2 separate regions of the Homo sapiens genome follow, and region 2 is linked to region 1. Evidence: chromatin loops called from intact Hi-C (ENCODE). Cell type or tissue: psoas muscle. All regions are shown on one strand. Each heading gives the region's core, and the rest is flanking DNA. Links, peaks and the distances in the headings are about the cores only. Region 1 overlaps MIR99AHG (mir-99a-let-7c cluster host gene). Region 2 overlaps MIR99AHG (mir-99a-let-7c cluster host gene).

The links. Hi-C counts contacts between places; a loop is a spot of excess contacts. Peaks named below come from ENCODE experiments on the same cell type or tissue, not always from the same donor. Only the 100,000 strongest peaks of a DNase experiment are listed, where the experiment ranks them.
Region 2: a loop joins it to region 1, with 2.8 times the contacts of the local background. A loop is called at or near these places in 8 of 110 quality-filtered maps.

What each region holds. Positions count from the first base shown.
Region 1 is chr21:16,194,679-16,210,595 of GRCh38, reverse strand. All of the region lies in intron 3 of MIR99AHG (mir-99a-let-7c cluster host gene), which reads right to left. Among named protein-coding and RNA genes, the nearest start is that of SNORD74B, 82 kb to the left of the region's middle. In psoas muscle, for the core only: no CTCF peak of the experiment used is centred there; no DNase peak of the experiment used is centred there.
Region 2 is chr21:16,249,378-16,265,294 of GRCh38, reverse strand. The region is part of intron 4 of MIR99AHG (mir-99a-let-7c cluster host gene); the gene reads right to left. Among named protein-coding and RNA genes, the nearest start is that of SNORD74B, 27 kb to the left of the region's middle. In psoas muscle, for the core only: no CTCF peak of the experiment used is centred there; no DNase peak of the experiment used is centred there; H3K4me3 peaks cover 740 bases; H3K27ac peaks cover 1,819 bases.

The sequences.
Region 1 (15,917 bases), core at 5,752-9,751:
GCATTTGAGATAAACGAACACATTAAGAAATGGAGCTGGTACAATACCTATCTAATTGAATTGTGAAAGGTAGTTTACCAGAAGATATTAGCATGTTTTACTTGTGTTGTGATGGCTGTGTGAATTACTGGTCCAGAGAGAATATTATACAACCTTATTGCATTTTAAAGAACGTATGTTTTCTTAACTTTTTTTAAAATCATATATGAAAACCAGTATGATCTGCACATTTGAGATAGGCTCTTAAAATACGCATCTCCAGGTTTGACTTCTCTCCTTCATTGCTTGCAACTGCCAAAAGGACTTGCCTCTCGGCTTTCTTATCACCCCTCACAAACTTATTATTTCCCAAACTAAGCTCCTCTAGTCTCTCTACCATTAGCTCCTTTCCTGAATTTCCTGTTTCTCAGAGTTTATATGTCCGTTCTAGCCATTTTCAGCAGAAGACCAATATATTTGCTATTTGGAAATTTTCTTTTCATATCTATCTTTCCCTTTTCATCCCCCAAACAATCTCACTTCTAAGTCAAACTCCACCACAAGTTGCCCTGTGTCAGAGGAACACACCCTCTGCACCTGTGCTCCAACTATGGATGCTACCCATCAGTTTCTGTATCTATAGCAGGCCCTCTTCACTTTTCCAGACTAACTCCTCATCCTCCAGACTGTCTTACGTCTCCCCTGGAAACAATAAGTCGATGAGCCACTGGCCCAGTAGCCTTTGCCCTTGAACTGGGTGAGACTGAAACTGTCAGCTGAAGTTTTTAGCAGGGGATTCAGAAGGAGGAGCAGTCAAACATCTCTGTCAAGTTATCACGTTCCTTTCCCTCAGAATGCACTTTTAAAAGGTGAATCTTCCTATTCTACCCATCTCTTTTGGGTTCCCAGAATTTATTTTATTTTATTTTATTTCATTTTTTGAGACAGAGTCTTAGTCTGTCGCCCAGGCTGGAGTGCAGTGGCGCGATCTCGGCTCACTGCAACCTCCGCCTCCTGGGTTCAAGTTATTCTCCTGCCTCAGCCTCCCAAGAGCTGGGATTACAGGCATTCGCCAACTTGCGTGGCTGATTTTTGTATTTTTAGTAGAGACGGGGTTTCACCATGTTGCCCAGGCTGATCTCGAGCTCTGACCTCAAGTGATCTGCCTATCTCGGCCTCCCAAAGTGCTGGGATTACAGGCATGAGCCACCATACCTGGCCTTGGCTTCCCATAATTTCTATGTCCATCATCTTATAGAACAGAAGAATTTACCCTCATGTGTTTGAGAATTATATTTTCCTAGAGTTAAAGATTTTATAAGAGAACTTTTACCAATTTGGCAAAAATGTCTGTGAACTAGAAGGTCCCCAGTCCATACTTTATATATAACAGGGGTCATAACTGTTCCCTACAATCCTGTCCCTTAGAACTAAATCTTACTTCTGTTTTCTCCTGGTTTTAGTCTGGGATAACTTGGCTGGAACGACTTTACCTTGGCTGGCATGGCCATCTCGTCTTTCCTCCAATGCTGAACCCAGCCTTTTGCTGCTGCTTAGATTTAACAATTTCTCCATTTGGACACTGTTACTCTTCTGGGATTTGCTACCTCTGTATGGAATTGGTTCTTCAGACCTTCTCACTGACCACTAAATCCATTTGACTAAACTTTTAAACTCCTAGCCATATATTCCAATCTTTGCCATCACTCAAAGTCAAACAAATGTTTTGCTCTTACATTATTTGCTCTCACATACATTGTTTATTATCAGTCAATCCAGAATGTTCTTGCCTTGCTTCCTACATCTCTAACATTCATTTGGTAATCTTTTATCCTCTGAATAAACCTATTTATATTCTGCTTTTTTCTATAAAGCATTAAGGAAGCTCTCTTAGTTAACCCTCCCTACTGCAACTCAGCAATGTGTGAATAGGAATTATAGCTCAGATAGTTGGCTCTAGATCCCAAAGCACCTTCCATAGTGGCTGTAAAGTGATTAGACATGTAAAAAATTCTGGATTGCTGATAGGCAACATGTAGCATTGCCCCTCTTAAAACAAATTTAAACACCCACTAATCCCAAAAAGTTCATCTAGATTGTCATTATTTGAAAAAATTAAAAATAAATGAGACACAGTGTCATGAAAAGCAATAGTCACACATTCTTCAAAATGAAATGGACTAAAAAGATACAACCATCTTAGTTATCTGTGAGCCCCTATAACTAGCAAGTACCAGGGAAAGATTGGAAGCTCCAAAATTGATGATGAATACAAAATTTTCCCTATGTTAAAAAACTGAATTCCCTGGCTTCAAAGATATTAAAGAAAGTCAGCCCACTCAAATTTTCCTAAAAAGGATTAATATTACTTTGAAATTACTTGATTCATTAATAATTAATCTTTAAAATAAGAATTCCAATGAATACACACTCTGATTCCTCCTTTTTAATGGTGCATTCTGGAACTTTCAAACCATACAATTCATTTTGTCATGATTTAACTTAAAGTATATCAGTGACTTATGCAGATGAAATATGGAATATAGCATTCCATAAAGTATGATATGTGTATATCTCTCTATGTACATGTATCTGTCACTATTAGTCTTTGCATGTGTGTGTGTGTGTGTGTGTATGTGTATAGTATTAATGTCCCTTTTCTACATATCTGTTTGTAGCTAGTCATTTCTAATCACCCAATACATAAATAAATTTATTTGCTAAAGGCGTAACAGTGATTAAAAAGTTAATAACATTTAGTAAATATCGATAATTTCTTCTACCCACAGAAGTAAATAATTCTAAATGTTGATTAAAGGGCTCTAAATCTAGATGATTTGGGCCATATTCCTGTTATATTTGTCCCTATGTAATCTCTAGTGTGTGAATATATAAATAATATTGATTGCAAACAGCTTGCTAAATTGTTTTGTGATATCCTGCCTTCAAGAATATATGAAATCTAATCTTGCTAATTTAAATCTGACTGACAAGAAAATATTGATTGAGAAGATGAGAACAATAAGAAAGTCATTTAAATGTTGCTATAAGATATCAAAACTTAACATAGAAGAGACTGATGTCAAAGAATACCATATTGAGCTTCAAGATTTAAAACGTTTACCTCTTCTTTGTTGAGACAGATATTTTACAGAGAGTGGAGTAAAATTTCTGCTGAGGAGAGGAACTGTGTCAGCAATGGGGAACAGTGTAGAAGAATTTTAAAGCACCAAGAAGTGGCAATACAAATAGGGTAATGAAAGACAGATTTTGCTAAGAGCTGAAGGCAAACAGGACTTTCACTCCAAAGTAACAAATTATGAGACGTGAATGCAGAAATCAGCTACACTTTGCAGAAAGAAAGGTAAGAGAAGTCAAATAAGACAAGTTAATGCAACTGAAAAAAGAACAGGAGAAAATATTAAAGACATGTTCATGTCCTTGGAGGAAAGACAAACTAATAAATAATAAATAACAGTTTTATTAGTTATTTAACAAATAACTAATAAAAAATAAATACTAGAGAAAATGGGCTTGCTTAGAAACAAGTAAACAACAATAGCAATGCCTCAAAAGGTCTATATTAGATATTTTTGGAGTAATCCAAGAACCAGCAAATAAACAGAAATGATTAATACTTTATATAAAATGATAAAAACTAAAAAGCTTAAAATCATAGAAAATGTCATGATATCAAGGTATTACCTTCAAAAGGCAAAAATCCTTATAGCTCTGGCCATAGTTTCTTTATATCTGAAGTCATTTCTAATACAAAGATGGAAGTAGAAATAGGAATATGCAAATATCCACACATAAAGGACGAAAAAAAAATTGAAACCAAGTTATCAAGAAAAATATACTAGCCAAGAAGGCTGGTTGCTCTATGATGTAGTATCTACGGAGGAATGGACTATAAAAGATCATGCATATGATGCTAAATGAACTATATCAATAAATAGCTTTTAAACATTATTTAATTTTTTTCAGGAATACATGTTTCCCTAGTTATTACATGAAATAAAATCAATAAATCCACTAGGAACCGGCTGATGTTAACAAAAAAAAATGCAGAATATAATAGAGATTCACTGAGGGTTTTAATTTCTTAATATTTTTTATGACTTATCTACCTAACTTTATAACTGTGACCATGAATTTACAGCTCTACACAACAATCCCCACACAACAAAATCAAGAGAGTCAACTAAATTAAAAGTTTAGAATTTTAAATATTAAATTAAAAAGAAAAAAACCTGTCACGAAAAATATAATCTGGAACACATTTTTAGTCTCTTTACAAATTCAGGCATCATCTAGAACTGGAGCATGTGGTTCCAGTCAGTTCTCTTCTGCCACATTTTTTTTTTTTTTTTCTGAGACAGAGTCTTTCTCTGTTGCCCAGGCTGGAGTACAGTGGCACATTCTCAGCTCACTGCAACAGCACCACCTCCACTCACTGCAACCTCCGGCTTCGGGGTTCAAGTGATTTTCCTGCCTCAACCTCCCCAGTAGCTGGGATTACAGGCATGCGCCACCAGGCCCAGCTAATTTTTGTATTTTTAGTAGAGATGGGGTTTCACCATGTTTGCCAGGCTGGTCTCAAACTCTTGAGCTCAAGTGATCCACCCACCTCGGCTTCTCAAAATGCTGGGATTACAGTCATGAGCCACATGCCCGCCTCCCAGTCAGTTCTCTTCTGAAAGACTATTTCTTTTGCTATGTAGAATAGACATTACATTCCTCACTTAAACCTCTCTCATTGCCACCTCCTCTTTACCTAGTATAGGTACCCTTCCAGTGCACACAGCTAGAGAAGCCCTAGCACAGGTTCAGTCTCATGACACACCTCCCCTACTAGACTCGGACTTCTCAACTTCCTGGAGGGTTTCCATAACAACTCCGTGCCTTTATGTGACTACATCAAGAACTGGAATCAGTCCACACAACCCTCACTCTCAGTAGCTTTGCTAACTTCTTATTTACCCATCATTCCCTCCTTCCTGTCAGCACAAGTATCTCAACAATCTCATTTCTGCATGCATTTGTTCATTAAGCTGTAATCACGGCCCCCAAACTCATTAAAAAGATAACACTCCTTGGACTTTAACTCTGAATCTCCTTCCAATGAGCTACGCTCCCTGCCCTATTTCAACTACTGTTCTAAGCTTGCAACTCAACTGCAAAATCTCGACCAAGGAGGGAGATCTCAATTTTGTATCCTTTAAAGAACGTTTTGCAATTTTTAACCTAAAGCCCTTCTCTAACTATTCTATCTGAAAACAGCCCCTCTATTCTTTAAATTTATTTTTTTCTTAATACTTATTACTTCTTAATTTATCCACATATTTATTTGGTAATTTGGTTAACACCTATCTCTCCTTTCTAAAATATGTACCACTTGGTAATGATTTTCTTAAAAAAAAAAAGTCTATATTGCTATCACATAGAATAATCAACCAAATACAGCAATCACTTGATAAATACTTGTTTAATGAGTATGTAAACTTATTTAATCACTCAATAGTTTTTGAAACTTAAAAGGTTGGTGTGACAACTGCTTGTTATTCACCTAAAATTCATTGTCCCTCTTCTTAAAGACATGACTTTCCAGCTAGAAACCACATTTCCCAACTTTTCTCATATGCAGTTGTGACTGTGTAACTACAATTAGATGAGTAGAATAGAAATACTGTGTTTAATTTCTAGGCTGTCTTCAAGTTAAAGACAGGCTGTGGTCTCCGAAACTTGGCTCTTTTTCTCTTCATATGTGAACTCAGTGATGTCTGCAACCTAAAAGGCAACATATTGTGGGATGAGAGAGCAACAAGGTGAAAGAAACCTGGGCTCCTGAATTACCTTGAGGAGCAGAACGGCCCCATTAGCACAGAAAGGCTGGCTTGTACCATGAGGGAATTTAACTGTTTTATGTAAAGGACTTAATTTTGGAATCTTTTTCTTCTTTCATGCACTTGGCTTCCATGATTCTCTCTGTTATTTCTCTGAACTTAAAGATTTTCTTAAAGGTTCTTTTCTTAAAGGTTCTTAAGGGTACTTTTCTGGTCAACCACTGTTCTTAATTTAATCTAGTGATTTTTCAATGTTTCAATCAATGAAATGTTTGAGAATTTAATAAAGGATATGTACATATATTCTTCTTTATACTAGTGCTTATACAGCATATAAACGCTGGTAGTTTTTAATAACTCTGAAGCCTATCTTCGAATCCTCTAAGTAACTACAGTAACAGCATTAAAAAAAATTCTTGAGAAATGGCACATATTATCTTGGTTTAACTACCACTCATGTTCCAGGATATTTTCCTATCTAAATAAAGAAAATATACAACCATTTGCCAACCTTATTAAACCCTTTAGATTTGTCTCTAGTGCCCTTAGGATAATCCAAACTAGACCTTTCAGGAGGGAGCCAGTATTTATCTCCAAACCTCCTTCTCAGCCCTTTGCCACTCCCAGCACTCGGTGCTCCATACAATTTAAACTTTTTGCAGTTTCTCAAGCTCACCAGACTCTCAATTTTATAATATTTCATATCTCTTTCCTCTGCCTGGAACATTGCTTACTCTCACTTACATATCTCTCTACTCTTTCAACAAGACTCCATCTGAAACCCATGCACCCTGTCCACATGCTACACCCCCAATACCTTTTTATTAACACACTTTATCCACCATATCTTCATTGCAGTTCAACTCTCAGCCTTTACCTCCCACAAAATCAAGGACTATCTGCCTTGTTCACTTTTACATCCCTCATACCTCTCACAGTGTTTGATATGTACTAGGTTCTTAATATATATTTTCTTCAGTTATAAATTTGCTACACTTTTCTCAGCTATAGAAAGCTTAATGTTTAAGATGCTGGAGACCAGACACGGTGGCTCATGCCTGTAATCCCAGCATTGTAGGAGGCAGAGACGGGCAGATCACCTGAGGTCAGGAGTTCAAGACCAGCCTGACTAACATGGTGAAACCCTGTCTCTACTAAAAATACAAAAAAAATTAGCCAGGCATGGTGGTGCGTGCCTGTAATCCCAGCTACTCAGGAGGTTGAGGCAGGAGAATTGCTTGAACCTGGGAGGCGGAGGTTGCAGTGAGCTGAGATTGTGCCATTGCACTCCAGTTTGGGTGACAGAGAGAGACACTGTCTCAAGAGAAAAAAATAAAGGAAAGATGTTGGATTAAAAAAAATTCTGGTGTTGAAGTAAACTGTATCTCCTTGATGCATGATTCTCAACTGTTCTGAAGAATATTCTTTCAGTTGGAAAGAAATATCTCCCCTTGGAATTCCCAGTGTTTTATGACTCTCTCAACATGGTATGACAGACTAATCTTTCAGTGGATAGGCTGTGTATTGTGTTCATATTTTCATCCCTCATAGAATGAAGCACAGTTCCTTACATATCTTGAAATATCTCCACAGTACATTGCATGACAAAAGCAGGGTTTAAAACACTGTATGTAATTGAAGGAGGTGTAAATTGTATGCTTTTATTTGGTTTATAGTCAAGAACCCCACAAGGGGCCAGTGGGAGCGGAGTGGATGAGAAACAAGGATGGTGGGGAGACTTTTCACTCTATATATTGTCTACTTTTGTGATTTCAACATGAATATGTTTATCTTAAAAATAATTAAAATTTCTAACACCTTCTTTATAAGAAAAACATAACAAAAGTTTAAAATCAAGGGATAGCCTTGGAGACATTATTTGAAACATATAAGACAAAGTATCAGCACTCAGAATGTATATAGCAAATGCCAAAAAGTCAATAAAAAAAGATAAACAATTTAATAAAGATTGTCAAAGTTATAAGGAAGCACTTCACTGAAGAGAACACTTGAATAAATAAAGATACATTTATAATAAAAATGATGAATGTATTGCATTTTGTATATAAGGTCTCCATCGCTCACTTCATTTCAGAGATTTACTAGATATCTTTCTGTTTTCATTTAGAATCAAAAATATGAAAATTTTAAAAGCCTTAAAATATCATTTACCCAACAAATAAAAGTTAAAACATTGGACAATATTAAGAATTGGAGGCCGGGCGTGGTAGCTCACGCCTGTAATCCCAGCACTTTGGGAGGCCGAGGTGGGCGGATCATCTGAGGTCAGGAGTTCAAGACCAGCCTGACCAACATGGAGAAACCCCGTCTCTACTAAAACTACAAAAAAAAATTAGCCCGGCATGGTGGCGCATGCCTGTAATCCCAGCTACTTGGGAGGCTGAGGCAGGAGAATTGCTTGAACCTGGGAAGTGGAGGTTGCAGTGAGCTGAGATCATGCCATTGCACTCCAGCCTGGGCAACAAGAGCAAAATTCCGTCTCAAAAAAAAAAAAAAAAAAAGAATTGGAAAGGACTGAGGCAAATGGGAATGCTAGCAACTGCTGATGGAAATAGAAATTTGTCCACTACCCTTGGAGAGAAATTTCAGTATTTTAGAGAGTGATTGGAAAAGTGGTAAAATTGAGACCACATATATCTCACAACATATAAATTCCACTTTGGGTATTATCCTAAGAAAAATTTGATACATGTTCACAAGGGTGCATATATAATTGTGTTCTTTGCAATGCTGTTTGAAATAGCAAACACATAGAAACAACTTAAATGCCTCTGAAATGTGCAATGCAGATGTTTTCGGTGTTCTCATATAACCTTGGCACTTATATTTTCCTTACACATTGAGGATGTTTTACTGCAAGCACCTGCCACTCTCTGCCTGAGGGTGTTCTCTAGCCAAGAACATGCTAGGGTTGCCTTGAGATGGGCTGGGATTCTAGAATTCATGGTCACAGGAGTAACCTTCAACCAATGACAGAAAGGAGTTTCAGATACACACCCCAGCTTCCTTGTCCTCAAGTGATACAACTCTGAAGTGGTCCACCATTAATCATATAGTAAGAAATGTGTAGCTGTGATTTAAAAAAATGATTAAAAATAGAAATGGTTAGAAATCAATATTTCAAAAGCCTTAAATGTTGTAGAGACAGAAAGAGAGAAGACAAAGTTCGTATCTTGTTTCTGTTTTGTGCAACCAGGTGGATGATGGATTGACATGGTAAAAGATTCTGGCAAAAAGATGATTATTTGAATTCAGACGTCTTGAGGATGAAGTGCCTGTGGCTAACTGAATATACTGGCTTAAAGTTTGAGAGCAAGAAACAGGCTAGAGATGGGCTTATAATGGTATCTGAAGTTACGGAGATGGATGAGATGAACAAAGGAGAAAGAAAAGTAAGAGAGGGCAACCCAGGAAAAAGCAGTGAAGTTCATGAATATTTAAAGAATGAGCAGAAGATGTGCCTTCAAATGGAAATGAAAGAAATAAGCTAATCTGGTGGAAGGAAACCCAGTGGTAAGAAAGAAAAATAAAATGCTTATTTCATAAATGTCCTACCTGAGGACATATTGACAATAGCTTCTGTTATGGTTTAAATATGTCCCCCAAAGTTTATACATTGGAAACTAAATTGCCATTGAAACAGTATTAAGAGGTGGGGCTTAGTAAGAAGTGATTGGGTCATGAGGGTGGAGTCCTCCATAAATGGATTGTTATTGCTGGGCTGGGTTAGTTATTGTAAGAACGGGTTGTTGTAAAAGGGAATCCTTGGGCAGTAAGGCCATACTTCGGGCAGTATGGCCAAACCACTGGCTTTCCTTCCACCAGGTTAGCTTCTTCCTTTCATTTCCATTTGTAGGAGCATCTTCTGCTTATTCTTTAAATATTCTTTGTTGGTTGGAATGTAAATTAGTTCAAGCTCTGTGGAAGACAGTGTGGTGAATCCTCAAAGATCTAGAACCAGAAATACCACCTGACCCAGCAATCCCAGTACTGGGTATATACCCAAAGGAATATAAATCATTCTATTGCAAAGACACATGCATGCATATGTACACTGCAGCACTATTCACAATAGCAAAGACATGGAATCAACCCAAATGCCCATCAATGATAGACTGGATAAAGAAAATGTGGTACATATACACCATGGAATACTATGCAGCCATAAAAAGGAATGAGATCATGTCCTTTGCAGAGACTGGAAGCCATTATCCTCAGCAAACTAAGGCAGGAACAGAGAACCAAACACCACATGTTCTCACTTACAAATGGGAGCTGAACAATGAGAATACATGGACACAGGGAAGGGAACAACACACACCAGGGCCTGCTGGGGGATGGGGTGTGGGGAGAGAGAGCATTAGGCAAAATAGCTAATGAATGTTAGGCTTAATACCTAGGTTATGGGTCGACAGGTGCAGCAAACCACCATGTTACATGTTTACCTATGTTAAAAAACCTACACTTCCTGCATATGTATCCCAGAACTTAAAATAGAAAAAAGTTTTTTAAAAAAGGGACTCTACCCCTCGGGCTCTCTGCTGTCATCTGTCTCACATTCTTGCTTCCACCAATGCCATTCTCTTGGAATTCCCAGCCTCCAGAACCATGAGCCATATAAATATCTATGGTTTATAATTTATCCCAGCCTGTGGTATCATGTTATAGCAACAGAAAATGGACTAAGACTGATTCTTAGAAACCTGTTTCTATTTTCAAATTCTAAGACAAATTCCAAGTTGCTACTACTGCTTCTTTATCTTCATCCCCATCTTTCTTATTTTTAAAACTTTTTGTTTTCAGAATTTCATTTCCCACTCAACTAAACCGACCCTTTGCTGATGCTATAAATTTGAATGCTAGGTCATCAAAATATATGTTTTTAAAAGAGACAATATTACAAAGTAGCTACAAAGCAACAAAACAAGACTGTCTGAAACACTTACAAAAGATCACCACCCTCCTCCCCATTTTCACTATTACAGAAACCCAACCTGGGTGGTATATATATTACTATTCATCAAGCCACAAGCATGTTCTCATGCCACTTCTCTCTTCTTTTCCATCTGTCTTAAGTGACATGGATTTAGAGAACCATACCTAAAGGGTCATTCTGAAGAATGCTTTTCATTTTATTAAGATTCTCTGAATTAGGTGAATGGTGTAGGTGGATAGTGTAACAGAGCTTTGATCCACCTGTGGAAACTCATGCAGTCAGCAGTCATCTTTAGAAATGTGCTTTAGATATCAAAAATGATAGTGTTACTTTCACTCAGAATACAAGAAGCAAGTCTATTTGATACTCCAATTACCATTTGTTAATTACATAATCAGTAACATCTAGTTTTGTTTTGGTTTTAATTGCTTTTTCTCCACCTCCAGAATTTGCACGCACAGAATGTTTAAGCACAGGCCTAACTACTTTCCACATCTTTTCACATTCAATGCTTACAACAGTCATACGAAGTAGGCATTACTATCAATATTTGCAAGGGAAAAGGAGGTTTATAATAGATTAAAGACTTTGCTTATGGTAACACATAGATCATAAGTGAGTCAGAATTTGAAACCAAGTTTTCTGATTCCAAAGCCCACGGCTTTGAAAACTCTTGTCAAGATGGCATTGCAATAATATGGTTTGAGCCCCGTGCCTTTGCTTCCAACATGTAACAATAATAGATAAGTTTTAAAAGAGGTGATATAAAAGAAAAGTAATAGTCAAAAACAAGATAAACATACCAGAAATAAACTATAAACACAAAGTGAGGTACACTGCACCAGATGGTGTCTAGAATGAGAAGCAAGCCAATCCTTGTATCTGCAAAGTAACTGGATGCCACATGTGTCCCACAGGGAGTAATAATCAGTGCCAAGCTTACTGATTAAAACCTGAAGGTAAGACAAGAGGAAGCCGAACAACTGACTAACACCTCCCTTTTCCTGGAGCCACGGCTTGCATAGAGCTGCTTTCTTGGGGAGGCCAAAGCAAGCAGCCATAATCTCACAGTCACATCCTGGGACAGACTGCTCTTTGATTTAGTGACTAGGTTTTTGATATCCCCATTAGCAGAGATTATAGACTGGGAAACGAGAGGGTACAGAGCCAACACTAAGACAATAGGAATGGTGCAGAAGGGCTAGCAATGAGAGAGAGAGAGAGAATTTTTAAATCCTTCTCATTCCAGTTAAGCCTGAAAACCAAAATTCTAAGCCATGAGAGAATGATATAAAAAGGCACCAGCAAAATTTTAAAAACAACATTCAGTGAAGTTATTCCAGAAGACATGAAAATAATAGAGCGGTTTCAGAATAACTTCAAAATAAGCATGCTAGGATTTTGGAAGAGACAAGAAATAACATCAATACAATGTGTAACAAAGTAAGTAGAAATAAAACATTTGAAGTGGCGATGAGAATCAATTAAAATTTCCAGAAAAGAAAAACATTGTCAAAAAAATAAATTCTGGAGTGGACATAGTCAAAAAAAGAATTAGTAAATGGGAAGATGTCTCAGTAATTCACCAAAAGTGCAGCACAGATAGATATATAAAATAGTGTGAAAGAGAATTTAAGAAATATGTATATTATGAAACTTTAACATATATCTATTATGGAGTTCCAGAAAAAGAGATTAGAGCTAATGTTAAAAGAAGCAGTGCCAGGCACTGTGGCTCATGCCTGTAATCCCAGCACTTTGAGAGGCCAAGGTAGGCGGATCACAAGGTCATGAGATCAAGACCATCCTGGCTAACATGGTGAAACCCCGTCTCTACTAAAAATAATAATAAAAAAAAATTAGCCGGGCATGGTGGTGGGTGCCTGCAGTCCCAGCTACTTAGGAGGCTGAAGCAGAAGAATCATTTGAACCCGGGAGGGGGAGGTTGCAGTGAGCCGAGATCCCGCCACTGCACTCCAGCCTTGGCAACAGAGCAAGACTCTGTCAAAAAAAAAAAAAAAAAAAAAAAAAGCAATATTTGTGCTTTGTGGGATCAAAATTGTGGAAATAATTTCAGGAAGATCAAAGTGTCTAGAAAGATGAACAAACTCTATGCTCTCTACCCAGTAAGAAGAAGAATAAAACTATACTGCTACTCTCTAGGAAAGTCTTTAAGGACCCATAATTTGTCTGGGATGATAGGATCTAGTCCTATAGATTATTTTCTATATTTTGATGGAATAAATCATCTTTAACATAAATTGTTCAATCCATTTGAAAGAATGCAGCTGATATAATATGTACTCTTAAAGAGAAGGCACGATTTCACTGTATCAGCTGTCAACTGCTACAAGGGTACAGAAGAGCCTGAAATTTAGTGACCAAGAGAACTGAAGAAGTAAATCAAAGAGTGTCATAACCCTGGCACATGTCCAGGCTACTCTCTCATCCCTATGTGAGCTCATAAGTGCACACACACACACACACACACACACACACACACCACCAACCTGGTCTATAGGCAAAGGAGAAGTAATCATCAATATGGTAATAAATACATAAGAAAAGCAACAAACCCACTAGTGATATATTCTGTAACAAGCGCTTGGTGTTACGCTTCACACCATTGGTGAAGCATTTTTTTTTCTTGTTTTATTCAGAACACTTGTCAGAAGACTCTTTCGTTTTATTTCATCTACACATGTCTTCAAAACTAAGTGCATAACTAGGAGGAAAAGACATTGCCTTAAGATGTTAGAGGCCTAAGCACAAGATATGTGTTTATGTTTGTATGTGAATATATGTTTTATATATAGATAAGAGAGATCAGCATATATTAATCTGTGACCATATAGCCACTGTTTCCTAGTAATCAAATACGTAATCTAAACATCTATGGAAGACTAGCTTTACATAAGAAAATATACACCTTCTTAAAATCATGGTATTAAAATTATGTGGTTGACTTCAGTTTTTAAAAGATGCCTCTGTCTCAGCAGCAAATCAATAAGTAAATATACAAAGAAAAGACAGGCGTTACTAGTTTAAGATTAAATGTTAGGAGAACTAAGAAGTAGGTCTTTAGTTTTTCACGATTTATGTACTTTCATTAGAGGGAAGCTCATTCTTTTGTAGCGTCTCTCCAAAGCCTAGTAACTTCCTGCCTTGTGGTTAGACTTTATAACCAAGTAAAATAATAAAGTTCCCTTTAATTTTTGGTCTTTACATTCATTTGGAGGGAATAGGTAAGTGGTAAACATTTTTTAAAACATCTTTATACAAAAAGGATAAACTTTCAAAGGTCTAATCTCTTGGCCTTTTAAAAACCCTCAGCCACACCTTAACTTTACTTGAGATATAGTGAAAGAAAATCCAAAATGATTTATATGTCCTTTCCTGACTATTCATATTAAGATAATAACAAAAGACCTTATTAACAAAACACTTTGGGCAATTATGATAAGACCACAATTTTTTAAAGCTCAAAAGATTCATGCAAATAAAATCTTTGACATTTTCTTTCAAAAAAAATATTTTCACTTTCCTGCAGCACTAATAAACAGCTAGGAACTGTGTATGTGGGCAAGGGAGAATGAATGTAACAGGTGACGAGAGCATAATGAACTTGTTCTCTTAGAAAAGGATTTGTCAGTCACATTTTGCAATTGTTGAAGGAAGCTTGTATCAAATCATAGAAACAGTTCGGAAAATAATTATTCTTTTTATACATAATTTTTGTATAAAGGCAAGCCTATTACTTAGTTCCACAACAGTTGATTTTTCCTTAAATCTTTGCAAAAGAGAGCTAAGTAATGCTTCAAAATTGCCTTATAACTGAAAGCACATTCATTTTTTTCTTAAAAGCTTTCTTCCCTTTGAAGAGTTTTGGAGCTTCTAACTCCAATATATTTTTTCAGTTTCTTAGTTTACTTTAGCAAACAGAATGTATAAGTCTCCAAAAACAAGAGCCTACTCTAGTAAATTTTATTTTTTAAGTGAGTATACAAAATTTGTATTACGCAGCTGCTCTTTAAAAAGTTTAAATGAATGTGACGCACGAAGTAACCACACAGACCTCTATATTTCATCAGATCAACAGGGTGAAAGCACATGTTTCACTTCGTCTCAGTTGGTAACATCTAATGCAGTCACCTTGTTAATAAAATTGCTTTTTTAGCAAAGTCAACAACAGCAATGATATCTTGGCACTTAATAAATTGTAAAACTGAATCTGCAATTTTTGCCAAAGAAAAACATTTCTATTAACATTTCTAGGAATAGTCTCTATAGGCTCTGATATTTTTAAAATAAGAAGCACATTTAAAGTAGAGTTATAAGTATGACTACACGGGGAGTTAAACAAAATTTACACTCTGAGACATTGTTCTCCAGAAAACATAAGCCTAGCAACTTTCAAAATATTTGCACCAAAATAAAAACTACTTGGTACCATTTCAAATTTTTTTAAAGTGTGTAAAGTTTCAATGAAATATGAGCAAACAAGACAAAAAGAAACAAAAGAAGTTTGCATGCCGCTTCCTAAAAGAAATTTAAACAATTCTTTGCCAGGAATAACATCCACATACTACAAGAAGGGAACTGTTGAAATCAAACACACTTACTTTTTAATATGTAAAGATGCACTTTTTTTTTTCCTATTTTAAGTTAAAAATAAGAGGACACACCAGTGATCTTGCTGGCAGTCAGATAACGCACAGGCCCTGACCCTTCAACTGGCCAGGAATTCTCACACAAAGCTCTTTTCATGCAGACTGCGCTATATATTCCTAAGATAAGGCGGCAAAACATGAAGCCGTGGAGAAGTGACACAAAGTCGAACTAAATGAAATGTTTACATATATTCTGTCACACCGTTGTTCCTTCATCATCTATCCCACACATGATTTGCCTAAAACAATGCTGATTCAAGTTGAAGAGAAGCATGATTTAAACCAAAGGACAATTTTCAGAAAAAGGACACACGAGACAATACAAATATTGTATTTTTCTGTTTGCATCACCAAGGTTAGTGTGAAATCAAGCAGAAACAAAACCACATCGTCTAAGAACTTCTAAGAAATGCTTTTGCTATAATTTCCCTCAAAGCACAACAGATTTCTTAACTTGTTTTACAA
Region 2 (15,917 bases), core at 6,036-10,035, 54 kb before region 1:
TTACCTGAATAAAATTAAGGCCAAACAAAATGGAAAACATATTTGCCATCTAATATTTCCATGTTGGGTGTTTAGGTTTCATGAGGCTGTCTTATAGAAGAAAGAATCAGAATAGTAAGACAAAAATAGTTCTAAGTTAAGAAGAAATGCCATCTGTGAAGTTTATGAATTAAGTTGGATAATGATTAGTTCCTCAAAGGAGGAAAGTTAAATATAACTAATAAGTCTTCTATTATAGTAAGGCAAAACCAAAAGACAAACGAGCAAACAATAATAGGCAAAAAGCAGCAATTTTGAAAAAGTACACATATATGGCTATCTTCTTAGAAATACATTTTATCCAATATTTCATTGACTATTGAAAGTTATACAAGAGTATTTGCATCAATCAGAATATGCTAAAAAAGATAAGTTGTATGTTTAAAATAAATGATTTTCTTGGAAGAATAGAAAATAGTCAAAATTAAAAGCAGTTACCATGAGACTTTTTTTCTGTGATAGAAAAAACATTAGGAATGGAAAGAAAAATCATAAAGTCCAAAAACTGAAGATGAGATATCTAATTTCTTAACAGCTTTTTAATTCAGTTTGATCATGTTCACATTTAACAACTCACTGATCTCATCGGGTTCCAGCTTAGAGTCACGTATGTTGAAACTGAAAGGAACCTTAAAGGAAGCCCAAACATCTCCAAATTATGGAAGTGTATAGGCTGAAGAAGAAGTGACTTCCTTATAAAACTCAATACTGCTTTTAAAAGATACTACAATTGACGTAATCACTTACTTTCCATGTTCTCCTTACTAGGACCCATGGGAGATTTCTGTTCCTAATATTAAGAAAATAAGTATTCATATTCTTTGTGACTGGTTGATTCGTGGTCTGGAAGATATCCTAAACTTGTGTAATTTCACCAGGATTTCCTTTTTTGCATTGGCTGCTAGAAATCTTGAAACAAAAATTATGACCTATTTATAGCAAGGGCATATAACATTATGTTATCTTTTTAGCCCCGTTGCTGGCACTTTTGTTTTGTTTTCAAGGCAATTTTTCTTTCTTTTTACACTTTTATCTTTAATTACAGATCTTTCCCAATACCCTTTACCAAACAAGGGCAAGAATGAATAAATGAATGAAAGAACACTCAATTTTAAATGGCACATCTGGGCCCAGAGGGCAAATATTCTGTCTCCAAAACAAGTGCTTGTGTCTTCTCTACATTATTTAGCATCCCTACTTAAAATTGGATAAATTTCACCTTGCATCATTGAGAGTTGTAAGAATGACTTATCCTTTACCAAAGAAGAAAAAAACTGGTTTCGAGGAAAATTGCTTTCTAAATTCATTTCCTTTTAAAAAATCAACAAGTGTCTAGTATGCGTAATGAAGCATTCCATATATCTCTATGTCTATCTGTCTATCTATCTATCTATCATCTATCTATCTATCGTTAAGATATTTTAAAGAAAACATTTAAAGGTACTAATACTATTTCAAACTTTATTTGGTAATTTTCCCTCAACAAACCTTTGCAAAGACACATAATAAAAACAGAAAGAAAGAAAAAATAACTATTTCAGTCATTCTGAAACTTTTAGATAGCTAATCTCTGGCTATCTAAAAGTTTAGCACACCACATGACAGCCCTCTAACAGAAAAACAAGACAACATCATGGAGAAAAAAAATAATCATCTTCTATGGCAGAACAAAAGGAAAACGCAAGGAATTTTTTTGAAATAATTTGAGCTATGGACAGACCTGTCATAGACACCTGCCTATTTTTGAAGCCCTTCTGAAGAATCCTCAATTGGTATAAGACCATAGCCAAGAACTTTGGTTAGTGTACTATACTCAAGTTCCTAAACCATCCTCTAAAAGTTTTGAGGCCTCCTATTTAGAACTGAGCAAAACAGATTTTGTCATTTGATGAATGAATAACTAATGAGACTAGTTAACATTTTAGAGTGGTTTCTTTGAGTCAGGCCCTGCAGCAATTGCATTATCTCTAATCTCCTCAAACCCAAGAGGCAGTAATATAATTATTCTCACCTTTACAGATGAATAAACTGAGGTTTGGGAAGGCTTGTTAAAGGTCCTAACGCCAGTAAGTGTTGGAAGTTGGTCTGCCTCCAAACACCACACTCTTAAGCCCTACCCGATATTACCATCTGTGCTTATATATGGTAATATTCATGATGTGTGGCTAACATTTGATATTACTGGTATTAATGTTCATTGATATTCTTAAAGACCTTCTTCAGGCTGAGAATGGTGGCTCACGCCTGTAATCCCAGCACTTTGGGAGGCTGAGGTGAGCGGATCACCTGAGGTCAGGAGTTTGAGACCAGCCTGACCAACAGGGTGAAATCCCATCTCTACTATAAATACAAAATTAGCTGGGCGTGGTGGCACATGCCTGTAATCCCAGCTACTTGGGAGGCTGAGGCAGTAGAATCGCTTGAACCTGGGAGATGGAAGTTGCAGTGAGCCGAGGTCGCCCATTGCACTCCAGTCTGGGCAACAAGAGTGAAACACTGTCTCAAACAAAAAAAAAATTAAAAACTTCAAAAAACTAACTGTACAAATGCTACATACAAGGAAACATTGATTAAAATATAGAATATTTATGCTGGAAATTTAAGACTATTCAGTCTAAAATTTCAAATTAAGTAAATAAAAATATCCCACCAAATATAAGTTGTATAGGAAAAAGTAGTATCATTTAATTTTCTAAATAGGCCAAAAATGAAAATGGCTTCCAAGTCCACCTTTGCAAACCATATCTAGTACATCTATATACTATATCTAGTATTACCCACACTTCACATATTTTTATATAAGCACTGCCAAGAGACTACAACATTTTTTAAAGGTGGAAGTAAAACTGCAAACTTTGGAAAGAAGAATTGTATTACCTATCCATAAAATTCAAGTTTACAAAAGAGTTGGAATATATTTATGCTATGGTAACTTGATCATGCATAAAAGGGGTGATACACTCAGTGACTCACATTACTTTAATTAAAAACCTGGTTGGGGTTACTTCAGGTTGGAGAAAAGCATAGAAATAGAAGTCACAAGGGCAGATTTATATTCTTGATAGTACCACTAACAGGAACTCTGCATAATATAAAGATTGTTTTATTTCCATGTCAGAAAGCAATCAATATAAACTAAATGTGAGATGTACAATACTTTCATTAGGAGGAGGGAATTGTATTATTCATTCATAAAATTTCTTTCAGCGCTGACTGAGAAGTTCCTATTCAATGATTTCCACAAACTTATAAAATTTTATCTCAAATCAATGAATGCATGCAGCAATAGAAATAAAATAATTTAAGAAAAATATCTTAAAATAGAAGTGAGGAGTCCCGCAATGAGAACTATATTTTACAAATTATTACATGAAATATCATAGACTGAAGCCTGAGGGAAGGAAATGTTGACTAAGAGACTTGAGTTGGGAGCACTCTTGCAAATAATCAAAATTTTGCCTTCTAAAGTGAGAACCGAGCCAGATAAAGGAAGGAAAGAAAAGTGGAAAATAGATTTAACTAGTGAAACAGAATTATGAAAATCAGAAAAATTACTTACTTCGCCATTTCCATTTCTAACATGTACCTCATTCTATTCTCTTTCTTCCCAGATTTCCCTTCAAAGTAATAAGGTTGATTAGTTTTTCACTGATGAGTACTAACTCTACCACTCTTATTCTACTGATTCTATTACTGCTATTAATAATTCTATTATTACTGATTCTCCTTGATATTAGGCAATATTGATAAAAAGGGGGCGGAAATGACACACACAATTACTTCCTTTTCGAGCACAAATACATATGGACCCTTCTGGGTGCTTTCCTTATAAAATGAAATGGACCTACCCATTTTAGGTGTGACATCTACTTTTAAAATTAAAAAAAAAAAAAACTATACACATGTTTCAGAAAAGTTTGTAACTGTCACAATTATAATGCAACTTGTTTAGTCCATCAGTATAAATATACTTTTTTTGGTCAAAAATCTCTAGATGGAAAAATGTGTGAATTATTCTTAAAACTGTGCCTTACAACGTGGTAGAAAATTAGGCCAAAACACAAGACAGAATGACCAAAACCACCAGATGTTTTCATAGAATGCAGACATTGCTCTAATGAATTTCATCCCTATGGAAAATCCCACCCGATTTTATAAGGTTCATAATGTGTTTCCTAAAGGAATGGAAACATTATTGGGATTGCTGTCTTAACAGGCAGCACATAACTCCACATTATGAAAACAATTTATTCAATTATTTTTTCTTCTAAATACCATACTTTGCTAATAATAGGTTCTACCATGGTTTGTCTCTCTTAATTTTAAAAGTTATATTTCCTAAAATTGAAAAGATACTAAAAATGTTTAAAGAAGTAAACAAGGGCACCCATATCATACATATTCTTACCATCTAGAGTTAACCATCAATAATATCTTAGCATATTTTTATTAGTGTTCTTCCTTGCTTTTCCTACTAGGAGTCATGTTCACTGCAAAAAAAAAAAAAAAAAAAAAAAAAAAACCTCAAAAAATTATTTAAGTACAGCAAAATATTTTTAAACACACAAAATCCTAACAAAGAAATAACTGGAATTGATATGAGGGGAAATTCATTTCAGGCATTTTTCTGTGCGTAGATATGGATGGATGGATGAATGGATGGATGGATGGATGGTAAATGATACATTTATGAATATTTAATCATTATAAACACTTTTTTAAGTCTTAAACTTAATTTTTATAGATTATAACAAAATAAATCTGAAGTAACACTAAAGATAGTGGTGAATTTCTAATATTTCTTTACCAACAAAGATATGATTTCTTTAAATTTCCTTTTTGCTTAAGAAATTATTTAAAATATTAAGAAGTGATGTCATTTTCCATCTTAAAACTCTATAATACAGGGTATAATTCTGTAGGATTCTGTAAAATATGAAGACATCAGCAGTTCACATGTCCCTACGTCATCTCTTTGTACTTTCTAATTTTAAAATGAATATTCTTATACTTATCTTCTTTAGGTTTAAACATTTGTACACCTCTGTTACAATATTACCCTTGATTGCTAAGTATTAATTTTATATTTAAATATTTGCAAAGCTTACTATTTTTTTATGAAGTCTTTCTTTTTCTGCCTTTTTTATTTTGATTCAACTACTAATTGGCTTAATGTATTGTTACAATGATTTTAGAAACACTCAGGCACCACTACTATATATATATACATGTTTCAGAAAAGTTTGTAACTGTCACAAATATACATATATATAGTAAATATAATGTATTATCTATGTGTGTGTAAATATATGTGTGTGTGTATATATATGTGTGTGTATATCTATATATTTATAAACATTTTAAAAGGAAACAAACTCCAAATACCAACACAAAGGAATGTATTAAAATTGTGCTGTCAACTAATTCAAATTCTGTAAATGCCTTTTTACTAGCTAATTTCAAAATAATTTAACTAAAGGGAATTCTATGTGGACAAAGAACTTCTAATTTTATTTTAAAATGTAGTCATATTAACAAACTATTTTTAAGAACAGCTTTGATAGCTATGCTGTATTGGTGTTGGAATTTTGTAATCTTCTACTCCTCTGAATTTATAGAACATGCAAAGTTACTATATCAGAATGATTTCTACTAATATTACAGATTTGCTTTTTAATAGATGTGCTAACTTTCATGTTTGGAGAGTAAGTAAAGCAACACTAGAGGCATGACTACTAGAATGATACTCAAAAAAACACAGATGGGTTTTTGCATTTGTCACAGTTGATTCAAGAAGTTCGTCATCTCAACAGACTGCTTTCTTCAAATCTTCAAATGCACCCCACAGTAACTTAACCCAGAACAGGTGACAGACCCTGCCCTAGCCAGAAACTATGTCCTTCAGTTGATTTAACTTATTTACAAAGGCTGATGACGGCAACCTAATACTCTTACATTAGACCCCAGGTTACCAAGTAAGAAAGGAATTAGCTGTGACTTAGCAAGATCCTCGTTTAAATTTCACAGCTCTGATTTTAAAATTACATATTCTGGTTCAAATGGTGTTACGGTTTTGACAAGCTATATGACACTCTCAGCTACTTGCCCAGCAACATGATAGTCACATTAAAGCTCAGGATGAAATAACATGTCTGACAAAATGGATAACCCGTGACAAAACAACTCATTGGGAAATGTCACATTGAGCTTATGAATCACCTATCATCAGACATGCTTAGTACCCAGGAGGCTAGTGGTATCACCAGAAGAACATTCCCAACCAGGAATAATTAGGTTTCTCTAGAAGCAGCTTTCAAAGTAAGCTTTCAGACTGTCACAATTAAAAGCAAGCTTACTATTAGACACGGTAGCCTTATAAAACAGGCCCTATCAGAGTAAAGAACCGTGTAAATATCATACAGCAGTAATGGGTTTTGGAAGTTTTCAACATGATTAAAAAACCTGAAATGTACCTATCCTTGGAAGACGATAAATCATTGAAATCCCACATTCTGATCACTTAGAATATGGGAGTGGGGAAACACAACTGCTTACGGCTTTTTGTTCATAACTGGCATTGGCTCCCAAAGGAGAGAGGGCATTGGTTTCTGACACAAATGAAGGCAAAATCCACAAATCCAGCTTCACTTCATCCGTCTTCAAGATGTCGATAAGAGAGACTGCTGCCACATGCAATCATATAATTTAAGGGTATGTGCTTAGCCACAGAGAAGCAAAGGTATGCATAAAAACTCCAAGGGCAGAGGAGTGATAAAGAACTAGATCTTTGATGTGCTATAAAGAACTTGCCACAGTGATAATTTACAAACATGTGAAGATACATATACACACAGTTTGATTTAATGTCCATTATTTCTTAATTAGGCCACTATTTAGAAATTGGTCAATCTCCTAAGTATGTTGTAAATGACAGGTAGATCTGTCATTCCATGTATGTTTTCATGCAGTTAGATTAAGAAAACAAGATCGCATTAATATAATCAAACTATGAATATTAGCTTTATAATAAAGCAATCAGTAGTAAGGAAGAATCTAGGAAATTTGCTAATGATTATCTTCAAAAATGCTCCCCTACTCTCTATAGACATGGCCAGCAAAGATATTTAGAACCAAGCAATGACAATTTAAATTAATTATTTCTAATTTTTTAAACAGACCAATAAAAGACAGTCAAGGTTAATTTAGTTAACATCTCATGAATTCAGGGCTGCAAGAAGCTAAGGTGGAATTTTATGGAGGGTTTGTTTTCTGTAAGAAATCCATTAAGGCTTCTGAAGTTTGCCTATTTCTTTTAAATGGCATCCTAAAAGCAATTTTTTTAAAGAAATCCTTTTTATTCAAATATAAGCACCTTCCAAAGAAGACTAGCTTGCTAAGAATTTACCTATTCATATCTGAAAATACTTTTCTGACAAAAATTCTTGAATTCAATTACCATAAATTTAACATCCTGATCACTTATGCTGGAGGATATTTGTTATAATGCTAACAAACAGTGTCCTGTGTACTCCTACTTATCTTTCTTGCTTTTAAGGAAGGTATTCAGCTTAAATAGCAACTCTGTTAGCTTTAGAGATAAGTAATCATTCAAGACAGGACTGACAATTGATCCTATGGTTTATAGAAAAGGCTTTTACAAGCCAAATCAGTGAATTCTTCAGTAAATGTTTTTTCCAGATTTGAACCTGTGTTGGTAAAAGACATGGAAATTTGGCAACGGCATCAATATAAACTTGGTTTAATTTACTGACCAAGATACATTAAAAAGGTTTTCACTTACCTTGCGTAGTATTTCCATTTTGGTATACTACCTCTTTCCCTCAAAATATCTCAGAAGATCACCTTTAGTAAATCAAAATTTATCCTTTTATAGTCATACAATTTTACAATACAGGTATTTAATCGACAAAGACAATAAAATCAACTAGATATGGCCATCTGGAGTTTGAGGCCACCAAATAATGAAATAACTGTTAAATGTGTTAGTCTAGTCCTCTGAGTGGCATTTTCCCCTGTGTCATCATGCTAAGTACTAAGGGATGTATCCATCCCATAATTTGAGACATCTAAGCCTGCAGGCAAAAAGTAGATAGAAAGCAAATGAAGTTTAAAATACAGAAAATTGCTTAGAAAAAGAATTGAATTAACACCTAGAAATTAGATTGCTTATTTAATTATTTCATTTAGTTTTCATTTTCCTTCAATTACTTTGCAATCTTTTGCAATAAATGAAGCCAAATCATAGAGAGAAAAAGTGTAAGCTTTCTCTTTTTTAAAAAAAAACTAATAGCCCATTGCATACAGTAGAAATGTGAAAATGTCTGGTAAACTATTAACTTTTTGTAGAACACCTGATTGAAATTTGAACAAGATCCAGTTAAATGAAAATGATAATTTAATGACTGCATTTCTTCAATTTTCAATGTAAAGAAAATGCCAAATGAAAAAAAGAATGTTTCTGAGGCAAATGTATTTTAGAAAATCAATATCAACTGAGATGAAAATGCTATTACAAATGCTACTCTAATTCAGGCTATGGAAATTAATGTATTTAAATATGTCTTCGTATTGAAAATATAAACTAGAAAGTTTTAAATATATGCAACTAGAGACAAACATATCTGATCTTGGGGAAAAGAGAAATAGTAAACAATACGGCGGAATTATCCCACAACACTGTTAAACAATTGATAAATATTAGATCTGAAGTTACTGCCAGTGGACAGTCTATTTTTATTGGTAGGCAATGAATCATTTGAGATGAGATGGAAAAAAAATTGGGGGTATCTACTGATAAAAACTGTATAATCAAAACTTTTGTTTACCCAGGACCAACACTTTGAGTTGAAAACAGAGGAAAAGGTAGACATTTGCTCTTAAGCCTACTATGTATGTGTCTCGTCTATACACACAACTGTGCATGTTAGTGTGGAGATTGGCCCAGGAATCTCATGACTGAATGTCAAGTAAACATGTACCTGATGTAGGAACTCATGGGTGGCAAGATCCTAAGTATAATACCAGCCCCAAAATGTCTTCTCTCTTCCAGGGGGACTGAAATTCCCTTACTAGTGTATTTTATTATGTTAGAGAGGGGAATTGGATATTCAATGATTCCCTATCAAATGCAAAATTCCTAGAAGAGAATTTTCCAAGCTACTACCAGTGACCAATATTATAGTTCAGTATTTGCCAATCTTTTTCCATCTCAGAATCCTGACAGACATGACATACTTCCATCAACAGTTTAACATCATTAAGGATTCTATCACTAACATTTCTGTATAGTAGAAATTCTCTGTACCATTACTATTATAAACTATACAACCAATCCCCCAGTTGAGAATCACTGCCTTAATTGAAATGAATGCATGAGGTTTCTTTCCCACGGGAAACATTCAAAATAGGCTCCTGTGTAGCATGAGACAGGTGAGTTGGAGAAAAATAGTCCAATTCATGGATATTATCAGTGAGTAATACACAAGTATGTTGAATGAATTGGACTTGCTTTTTATGTAGTTCTGGATTATTTAATATTTATATTTCTATATGCATTTCTATTTATTCTCTGCACAAAAAGGAGATTATATCTGTTTTGTATTCTATAATTTCTGTAAGGTGGCATAATAAAAATCATAGACTAGCATACTTCAGGATGGGACACAATGAATGAAATGTATTTCCCACAAAATCTTCAAACGAAGGGAAACTAATTCTGTTTATTCTACAGATAAACCATTACATTTCAGTGAAAGGCAATTGGCTAGCTTTCTTTTTTTCAAGCTATTTCTTTCGATGGAATTAACAAATTTGACATTTTAAGAGCAATAATTTATGATAACCTATCTATTGTATTAACACTCATGTTGGTGCCTCTCATATCGGGCTAAACCTAAGTTTTAATCACAAAACTTTTCATTCCTAAGCCATCAATTGCCATTAATAATATACCAGATAGATGTAAACTGAAGTACATGTAACTTATTCCAGTGGCAGTAGAAAATAGAGATGATTTAGTACCTAGTATGATTGGAGAAGAAATGACATTTAAAGAAACTATTTAGCATAGATGACATGCTGGACATACTTGTGAACAAGTATTCATTGGAACTTTATTGGAACTATTTATTTTGGCAAATGTCACACTCAAAATAAGTTACGTGGTAGCACTAAAAAATAGAAATACAGGAACTTTTTTCAATGAGGAATTTATTCATGTTTATAAAAATAAGTGGAAGAATTGAGAAACAAATTCTCCACCAGCAGTAACAAAAATAACACAAGATAAAGTCAAAAGTCTTTTTTTGTTGTTTTTTGCTGGGTTGATCTGGCTTAAATAAATTCATACTTTCTATTTTAAAGAGGGCTACCAACACAAAAATATGGGGAAAAAAACTTTTATTTTTCATACCTCTCAAAATTATTAAAGAGTTCTGAGTCATTTCCCAAATTTAGTAAAAAATAGTAAAATAATACTACATTTAATAATATATGAATCAGTCTTCAAAATGATCTTTGATGACTTTACACAGTAGAAGGAAGAAGAAATGCTAATATAAGTGATCTATTTGATACTCTTACTGACAATTTTTAACGTGGAGGGACTCATTGGTGGAAGGTCCTAAGTATAATACCAGCCCCAAAATGTCTTCTCTCTTCCAGGGGGACTGAAATTCCGTTACTAGTGTATTTTATTATGTTAGGGAGGGGAATTGGATATTCAATATTCAATTCTATTCAATTGATAGATTGATATCAATTTGCAGGAAAATCCTGTGATACAGGTGGTACAGAGTACCTCCATCAGGTCTGTCAACCTGACAGTGAACAAGGGTATCAGTGACATACATATCCAGAGCTGTCCCATAAGGTCCACACTATGGTAGCTGGGCAACTTTGCCTGCTTCTAAGAAAAGAGACAGGAGTGATAGAGTGATTACCAGGCAATCTATTCTCCAAGTAAAATTTAAGGGACTATGAAATGAAAATTATTTTCTTTTATTTACCGTTGAAAATACGTATCCCCCAGTGGAAAGCAGTCCATAGATTTAAATATTGGTACCTAACCTATGTTTTAGCCTCCCTGGCAAAAATGTGTACAAATGCAATGATAAAAAAAAAAATTAACTGAAAGTTATACTTCAAAGTTACATAATATACTGTGCCTCCCAATGAGTGCTATAATCCAAATGACAAACTAGTTGATATGATTTGGCTCTGTGTCCCCAAGCAAATCTCACCTCGAATTGTCATCCCCATAAGTCAAGGGAGCAACCTGGCAGAAGGTAATTGCATCATGGGGGCAGTTTCCCCCATACTGTTCTCCTTATAATGAGGGAGTTCTCATGAGATCTGATGGTTTTAAAAATGGCAGGTTTCCCTGCCGTCTTTTTCTCTCTCTCTCCTGCCACCATGTAAGGTGTGACCTGCTTCCCCTTCCCCTTCCACCATGATTGTAAGTTTCCTGAGGCCTCTCCGGCCATGAGAAACTGTGAGTCAATTAAACCTCTTTCCTTTATAAATTACCCAGTCTCAGGTAGTATCTTTATGGTAACACGAAAACAGACCAATACGTTAGCAATTTAAATTACTTCTATTATTTTGTCCTTGGAAGATCACTAAACATCTGTGAAGTTTCTGATTTCCCCTACTGTCTCAAAGAAGCTGATGATTATTCATTTCAAATAATCTATTAGAACGGATGCAAACTTAAAAAGCTGTAGATATCCATAGCATTGTCTAGATGACATTTCAATATCAATTTCACATTAAGGAAAAGTATGTTTAATCTAAGAAATAATGTAGCAATTCTATGTTTTTAGCTATAATTTGAATGATGTGAGGTTAGCTCCAAATATTGACATTTTTCATATTATTTTAAATTACGTAAAACGAAGGAATGTGTAATTTTGTTAGAGACTCAGAAACAATTTCATGCACTTTAGTTAATTTTTATCACAAAAGAGTATACCATAATTTAATTTTAAGTGATATGACATATTATAATAATATTAATCCCAGTGGCATGGCACAGGGGACTGAATTAACATGTTTTAAAATTGAACCAGTATATCAATTCACATTAGACCTACAAACGCACTAGAGCTTCTAATAGATTTCACTGCTGACTGTGGTATGTAAATTTTTGAACTTCACAGACACAATATTTCATAATTGTAATCATAATTTAAATCAGCCATAACAATGTGTTGAACCTCTCTGGATGAGACCCTAAAAATGATCATTAACAACTAAACTTCTATAAAAGGTAATTTATGCAGTCTATTTTCTATTGAAGTCCTATATTATAAAAAGTTAAACACAATATTTATAGGGTTTATAAAATTTCCTATTATTTTTAATTGGTACATGACAGTGAGTACTGGTTATTCACAAATATACAGAAGCATGTAGTGGGTTTTATTTCTGATATGTACATTTTCTTTTTTTTTTATTGCTTGTCTCTATTGCTTTTATATTCTGCAGCATGCTTTTCTATTATTTTGCTTAGTACATTTCAATGTAAAATCTATTATGAATCATTTCTCTCTTTCCATATACATACACATACATTCAGACCACCCACATACATATCTATATACATGATAGAAACATTTGAATGCAATATTAGAATCATTTTATGGCATTTGTCTTGCTGAGACTTTCACTACCTTCAAACATATTTAACTTTCCATGAGGTACACTGGATCAAGTAGAAAATGGGGATAATTTTAGTAATTGTTTTCATAAACATTAAAAAGTCTAAGGGTCAAATATGCTGAAGTAAAGATTCCATTTTAGGCTCAATCACTGACACAAATTTTACAAATTTGTAAAACTTCTCATTTCTTTACTCTGTCTTGCACGCAAGCAATTATCACAGTTATATAAACATCCATATAACAGTAATGAAGTGGAAGCCAATTACCAAACTGGAATGAAATTAACAAAGGTTAATAGCCCTTTTATATAAAAATGGACAAAATTATTTTGTGCTATGATTCCAACTATGCAAAATCAATACCCAGGAAAAAATAAATGAAAATAAACACCAAGTAATGGTAGTGATAACTGTATGGCTTCATAGTTATTAATACTATACATTTTGAAACGACAAGCTTTTCAGAGTAAAAACTTGTTTTAGTTTTATTTTTACAGTACACAAAGAAGTAGATAAAAAGTCAGATTTGCCTGAAGCTATTTTATTGCAATTGAAAGTATAGTGGAGTTTGGCAGATTTCCATAAGGGTGGAATGAAATTAGCTTGTCCATATATGATTATGCTTATGCTGGAACTACCATTGTGTATTAGAGTTCATCAGGGTCTCTCTGTCTCAGAACCATATCTCATTCCTTCTGAGGTTAGTGAAATTCTTCCTTAATGAATACAGGTTCCAAACTTTTTTATGGTCATTGAAAAGACCCATAGGTGTTAACGACAATATTACAATTCTGTAATCCACACCATAACAAAACTTCAAAACTCTTCATAAACTGTGGGACTGATAAGAGTTTGACAAAACTGATATTACAGGGTTGTATTAAAAGCCCAGATTTCACCACTATGCGGTATATCCATGTAACAAAACTCCATTTGTACCCCTAAATTTATATAATTTTTTAAAAATATGTTTAAAATGCTTATCACCCATCTCTACTAAAAATACAAAAATTAGCCAGGCATGGTGGTGGACTCCTGTAACCCAGCTACTCAGGAGGCTGAGGCGGGAGAATCACTTGAACCCGGGAGGTGAAGGCTGCAGTGAGCCGAGATCGCACTACTGCACTCCAGCCTGGGCGACAGAGCAAGACTCTGTCTCAAATTAAAAACAAAAAAACAAAACAAAACAAAACAAAAACAAAAAAATCTTACCAATTCTAGTCCAAATGGTACTTACAGAATATTTAAAACTATTATGTAAAATATTGCTTTCTTTATTTTATAGTAAACATATGTGTAAAGACACACACATATATATCTATGTGCATATGCATATATATATATATGGTAATATAAAATAATGACAAAGAAGCTTACTCTTATTTTGGAAAATCTGAGCTCTCTAAAAATAACAAACCACATGCTATCTGACAAACTGATAACTAAGACAAAACAAAAATCAATTAAGCAAAAAGAAATTAAAGAATGGAAAAATAATATCAATTGTTCCATTTTCTGGTGTAAATTTGAAGTAGGAGCTAGGTTCTCTATTTCAATACAGACACGGGTCTTTTTAAAAGTTCTTAATGATCTGTTATGGTTTCAGCAGGTATTGAATTATCTTTCCATTAAGACCCTGTATGTATGCAATGTGTGCACAGGTCCCAACTGTACCTTCCTGCAAACCCTTTTTTTAAAATTATGATCTTTTCTATAAAATGATGTTAATACATATGGGAAATACAGGTATTATGTACACCAAAGTATTATTAACATATATTTCAATGTTCAAGACCATTGTGTAATATATTTATCAAGTAATATTGATCTGTGTATCGCATAAAATTACTTTTGTATTTTATAGTGGAAAATTTCTCTTGAGAGGTTTTATGGTTATTCTTCCCAGAATAAATGCAGGCTCTTGACATATTATGGGGTGGATGTTTTTGTAGGATTAGGCACAAAATACATCTTCACCTATAAAAGTAACTGAACCATGGTATAAAGTAATAACCAGGATTAATTCTGACCTGATTAATTCTGAGTAATCTGAATTCCACTCCAGCCTCTGCCCATCCCCTCCAGGCTTGCCAGAGGAAACTCTGCCAGTGAACACTGAAACCTTTCATTTTGAGGACATCCTTGAGCCTCTGTATTAGCTCTGTGGCCTAATATCAGGCTTCTTATAGTATAAGACAAGTGAGTATGCTTCTACTGAAGCCACTGTAGCAGAGATTTCTGTTATTTGTACATGAAATCCTAACAAGCTGACTGCTTTTAAAACTGATTCAATATACCTCTTTGGGGTACCTCTCACCCTAGACCACTATAGCAAAACTTCTATTTTGCAGGTGCCAAAGGTGACTAGAGTTGTTGAGGATTCTCATTATTTCAATATTTTAATAACTGTCTGCTGTGGGACAACAAGAAATAAAAAAACCAGGATCACTCAGAAGTGGAGCAGCTGCAACTTCAGGACTTCCTCAGTCAGTCATAAAGGTAAACTGATAAAAACAGGGCAGAGGCTGGGCATGGTGGCTCATGCCTGTAATCTCAGTACTTTGAGAGGCTGAGGGGGCAGATCACCTGAGGTCAGGAGTTCAACACCAGCCTGGCCAACATGGCAAAACCTCATCTCTACTAAAAACACAAAAATTAGCTGGGTGTGGTGGTGGGCGCTTGTAATCCTAGCTACTCAGGAGGCTGAGGTAGGAGAATCACTTGAACCTGGGAGGCAGAGGTTGCAGCGAGCCGAGATCACTCCTGGGTGAAAACAGGGAAACTCTATCTCAAAAAAAAAAAAAAGAAAAGAAAAAAAAAAAGAAAAAAGAAAAAAAGTGCAGAGGTTAACTACACAGCAGTCATATTCTTATTGACTGCTACCATCCTGAAAGTGCCAATCATTTAAACTTTAGCAGTTTTGCGCATTTATCATCGTCTTTCACCCACTGTTATCCTCCCAAGATTAACTCAAGGATTCCTTTTTCCTGTTAGTTTAGAATGTTTTACCTAATAATTAGCGACCAACCCCCATTTTGCTGTCATGGGTGAGTGAGATGAGCATTATGAAGACTCACAACGATGTCTCCCAAAAAATAGTCTACCAAACGGTTAATACATGTAACAGGCAAATAATAATCTACATCTTTATGTCTACATTAATTGTTCTGAGTCTTTCTTACACATTTTTCTTTAT